2 separate regions of the Homo sapiens genome follow, and region 2 is linked to region 1. A link is a loop called in an ENCODE intact Hi-C map of the cell type or tissue named here. Cell type or tissue: adrenal gland. All regions are shown on one strand.

The links. Peaks named below come from ENCODE experiments on the same cell type or tissue, not always from the same donor. Only the 100,000 strongest peaks of a DNase experiment are listed, where the experiment ranks them.
Region 2: it touches region 1 in a loop (2.4-fold over the local background); 60 of 110 quality-filtered maps call a loop at or near these places.

Annotation. Positions count from the first base shown.
Region 1 is chr3:38,478,825-38,481,324 of GRCh38, reverse strand. It overlaps ACVR2B (activin A receptor type 2B), which reads right to left. Exons shown (of 11, transcript NM_001106.4): 6 at 2,054-2,197; 7 at 1,499-1,647. Among named protein-coding and RNA genes, the nearest start is that of EXOG, 16 kb to the left of the region's middle. In adrenal gland, a CTCF peak has its summit at 1,280 (motif pointing right); a DNase peak (open chromatin) is centred at 1,574; H3K27ac peaks cover 501 bases.
Region 2 is chr3:38,116,701-38,119,200 of GRCh38, reverse strand. It overlaps DLEC1 (DLEC1 cilia and flagella associated protein), which reads right to left. Exons shown (of 37, transcript NM_007335.4): 29 at 2,312-2,428; 30 at 2,101-2,226; 31 at 1,899-1,993; 32 at 1,590-1,674; 33 at 1,177-1,395. All of the region lies in intron 1 of LOC105377033 (a long non-coding RNA gene), which reads left to right. Among named protein-coding and RNA genes, the nearest start is that of ACAA1, 19 kb to the left of the region's middle. RefSeq lists an enhancer at 975-1,933. In adrenal gland, a CTCF peak has its summit at 1,048; a DNase peak (open chromatin) is centred at 1,030.

The DNA of each region.
Region 1 (2,500 bases):
AGCTTAACATCATGATCCAACTCCCACCTTGGTTCCCAAGATACTAGAGTCTGTGCCCTAGAGTCAGGCCCCAGACCAGGCCATCCCACCCTACCTGGGGTGCAGAGGTGAAGCAGCACAAGCAGGCAGCTGCAGGCGCCGACATGGGTGTGAGAATCCCTCAGTGCACTTCAGATGGAAGGCTTCCCCCAGGGTTGGCAAAGCAACACCTACCCTAATGGCTGGGCAGACCCTGTCCCAGTCCCCACACTATCAAAGGCCAGCCCATATATTCTCAGAGGGGTTGTGGACAGGCACACTGGCCTGGGATGCAAGTTTTCTGAGAAGAATTTACAGCATTTGGAATGTGAATGAGAATAGGAATTTAATATTAGCTTTCCTAGGATCCTGCAGAGACCCCTTAGGGTCTCAAGCTCACCATGAAGGCCGGCTGGAGCAAGGGTGCTATTGCATGCACCCAGCTCCACCTCTAACTAAGCAAAGCTACTTGTGGTACTCAGTTTCCCCAGTGCCTGTCTCAGCCTTGTGAGGATTCGACTGAGTGGTAAGTGCAAATGTTTAGGGCCACACCTGGCATACTTACTAGGTATTCCTATTAAGTTGAGCCATATAGCAGAGACAACATTCAACCTTTTGACCTATAAAAACGGCAATTTCATACAGTCTACCTTCTATGTCATTACTGTTATTACCATCAGGGACCCTTCAGCTTTGAACGCTGGAATTTGAGGTTCATTCCCCTCCCTCACAGTCACAGAACCAGACTCAACTAGCTACAAGACCTTGGCTAAGTCATTCAACTTCTCTGTACTACTGTTCCTCCATCTGCAAGACAGAGCTGAGAAATACAGTACTTGTCTCAATGGGCGGTAATGAAGGTCAAATGAATTGATACTTCTCAAGTGTTTAGAGCACTGCCTGCCATTTAGTAAGCATGACAGTGATGAGCTCATCCAGAGTTTCTTAAAGGGTGGTTCGAGGACCCCAGAAGATCTCTAAGACTGTTCCAAGGGAATCTATAAAGTCAAAATTATTTTCATTTATTTGCTTTTATAAGGCTCATTCTCTTAGGAGCATAGAGTTTTCCCGAGGCTACATGAGATGTGATGTCCTCACTCTGACAGCGAATGGGATGTGTGGGTGTGCTCAAATACAGCAAATATCAATAGTCATAATCCACTTACACAAAAGTCATTTTAAGAGTATAAAGGGATCCTAAACTAGAAAATTTGAGAACTACTGAGCCAACTCTCCAACCAAAGTAATGGAGTCAGCACTTCATGTGGCCATTAGAGGGCACCAAAAACCAGCTTGGGAGGCCATGCCATCCCCAGGACACAGTGGGAAGGCCAGGTTTTGTGCCCAGCTGCCTCGGACACACAGCAAGCAGGGTAAGTATGTTTAGGAAGTTGAGACATCTCCAGACACTGCTCTCGCCCACCAACCCTTCCCACAGCTCCAGGTCAAGTGCAGGAAAGGCACCTGCTGACCCAGGTACCTGTGGGCAATAGACGGCTTGTGGCCCTCGCCACGGCACCAGGGCACATCCTCATGCAGGTATGAGAGGCCTCGTGACATCGTCTCTGCTACATGACACAGTTCGTTCCATGTGATGATGTTCCCCTTGAGGTAATCCGTGAGGGAGCCCTGAGAGAAGACAGCACAGAACTTGAGCACAGATTCTGGGTACAGGACAGGACCCAGCCCAGCCCTGGCAGAGAAGTCTCAGTGGGCCAATGGCTAGGCTGCTCTCCTGGAAGGCTACTACAATCGATATGGAAGATGGATGAGGCCAGGAGGCAGGGAGGGCTAGGGGTGGGAATCATGGAGTCACTACTCTTATCATAAAAACTTATCCCAGGGTGAGAGGTTCCTATCATAGGGGAACCAATGTCCACACCTATGGCAGGAGTAACCCCATAGTGGATAGTGCTACCGGGGCAGAGTACTTCATGGTGGACACCTCCACAGGGAAGGGGTCATCATATTATGGAGAGCCACCAAGGGGACATTCCATCTCCTCTCAGAGTCCATTCTGATGGGTGTGGCTCACCTTGTCATGGAAGGCCGTGATGAGCCACAGCTCTACTTCGAGGTTGGAGCCTCGCTTCTCGGCAGCAATGAACTGTAGCAGGTTCTCGTGCTTCATGCCAGGTGTGCTGAAGATCTCCCGTTCACTCTGCCACGACTGCTTGTCCTGAGGCCGGGGGCGAGGGGTTGGGGGGACAAGTGGCTGGCTTAGCCCTGCTGCAGTCACATTGCCCTACAGCAGAACAACCATTCCCCATTCCCCACCCTCAAGCCTCCCAGCCCAATCCCCACCCCCCAGCCTCCCAGCTTCAGCATTTGTAAGGGGACCAGGAGAAGACCTGTATTAAGCTAGGCCCCAGAGCATGAGGCCAACAGTGATCCCTGAGATCACTTAAGGCTAGCACTTCGATTTACAAATGGGGCCACTAAGGTCCATGCATGGGGTGTGAGTGACCCCGTATCACCCAAC
Region 2 (2,500 bases), 360 kb after region 1:
GCGCATGGAGGGTGAGATGCAGCACCATTAATTATGTGATGTCCTTTTTCTGGAACTTTTGGGCTTCCCCAGAGCTGCCAAGGACTTTTAAATGCCTGGTGGCTAACCGCCGTGTCTCCTTGGAAGCTCTGGTGGAATGGAACCTCTGGCTGTGCTCTGGGCCTTCCCATCCATTTAGCTCGTTGAAGGGAGCAAACGCAAAGTGGGTCAAGGGTGCCATTCTGTCTTCTGCAGATCCGTGTGTGTCCCTGACCTCCATGATGAGGTCCTCGGGGAGTACCATCACCTAGCACAGCATCTAGTACACAGCAGGCCCTCGCTACACAGTGGAGTATACATTGGATAGAAATAATATGGCTGTTCACTGAGGCTCTGGAAATGGATGAGACAACCCAGAAATGTGCAGAGTGAGGCTAGGACCTGGCAGAGCTCAAGGGAGCACAGCATAAAGGGAAGCCCTCCGAGAAGAAGAAAGAGGGCCTCTGAAGCAGGAGGGGAAGTAGGAGACAGGGCGGCGCTGTCTACCCTCAGCCTGCCTCTGCACACCCTGGAAGCCCACTGTGCAGATATGGGTGTGCGCACACTCAGCCTCATTCCAGTTGCCTCAGAGACCAGAGGAAGTTGATGGTTTCCAGTGAGGTCCTGACATTCCCAAGACCTTCCCCTACCTAACCAACTCTGAAAATCCAGGATCCAATTGTCACTGAGAATAAGTCAGAAGAGGAAATTTTACGTTAGAACCTGGAGTGTCTTACAATTATGGCAACCCCATGGGCTCACCTGAGCTGGGACACAAACCCTGAGCTTGCACAGGAGGACGGAGTCTGTGTGTGTGGGAAGGGGAGGTGCTCACAGGAATGCATCAGCCTCCACCAGCATCTCAGCAGTGGGGACTAAGAGGGAAAGGGAAGTCTGGGGACATTTATGGAGCACGTGCATGCATGTATGTGAACACAACGTCTGGTGTGGCCATGCCCATGTGAGCCACTTGTGCAGAGGTGCTGAATGTGGTGTCTCTGGTGGGAGTGCACCCCCGAGTGTTCATGCAGGGTATGGCAGGGTCAGGCATGCAGTTTGCGTCTGGGTACAAGCACCTGAGGGTGGCGTGCAGGGGTGCTGTCTGTACACATGTGAGGGTGTGCCATCGAGGCAAGGGCTGCAGACTCCCCCACTGACCAGCATGTTCTCCTGTGCTTGGAGCACCAGCTGCTTGTCCGCTGAGGCTGTCTCCTCCTCACACTCCTGCTTCTGGCCAGGGCCAGGAGCTCTGTGGTCCTGGCTCGCCCCATCTTGAGAAACGGAGAAGGGCCTGGAGACCATAAGCCGGAAGTAGTGTGGGATCTCTGTAGTGTTGGTCAGCTTCAGGTGGTGGGTGGTCACCAGCTCACTCAGCACCTGGGCAGCCACAGAGGTAGGAGGCAGGGAATGCATCTTGTCTCTCTCTTCAACCCCATGGCTCTAGGGTAGGGCTGGGAGGGCTGGGGGAGGGGATTTGGGCTCAGACTATAAGGCCTGAGTCCCACAAGGGCACACAGAGACATCTGAGGTCCAGGTAAGCTGGCAGGGCCAGAGGGTGGCAGCACACTCACCCCAGAGCAGGGCTGCTCGGGAATGAGGTCACTGGCCTGGCACTGGAATTCCATACTGCCGCCGTAGTCCAGCTCCACACTTAGCCTGCCCAGCAATAGGCATTGTTGGGGCAAGCCGGGCGCCTGGGGCCTTCTGGCTGCCCCCACTCTGCTCATCCAGCCTCGGGCCAGCCTTTCCCTGGGCTCCTCTGCTGACTTCTCCACCCATGCCCGTCCTTTTGCTCTGAGAACCCTGCCTGGCTCCACCAGTGCCTGGTGAGGGTGCACCCCATGGGGATGAAAGGAGATGGGGCACCCCAGCTGACTCACTGTGCAGGCCTCACGTAGCTATGCAGGTCCAGTTTCAGGGGTCCCACCGCAAAGTCCTGCAGGCGATGCCTCTTCCCTGGAATCTCCCTTTCCACCTACTGAGCCCAAGTCTGATCACAGCTGATCCCTGGGCTGAGTAGGCAGCATGCTACCCAGGAGGGAGCAGTGGCTGCGGCCCCCACCCCAGGCCGGAAGAGCTCACCTTGCTGTCCAAGCTCATGAAACCCAGGGCGTAGCCAGTACACTCCACCTTGTGCAGGATCTCAGGGCTGAGCACCATAGGGGTGAAGGAGATGTAGATGGTACTGCTGCCCCCAGCAGGGACCACCTGGCATAGACACAGCAGCCTTAGCACTGTCCCATGCCCACTGGCCGGCCAATGCAGACAGCTCCCAGCCCATACCCCAACTCACCACCTGCTTGGGGCTGATACAGTACAGGTGGCCGGAGGGCACCCCCTCATGTGCCTGCAGGATGACTGAGATGAGCTTCTGTGCCACCCTATTGCTGGCACTGGAGCTGCCCTCAACCTGTCACCAAGGAATCACTGAGGTTCACGCAGTCACTGAGGTTCAACTAGCCTACTGGCCACACCTCAGTGG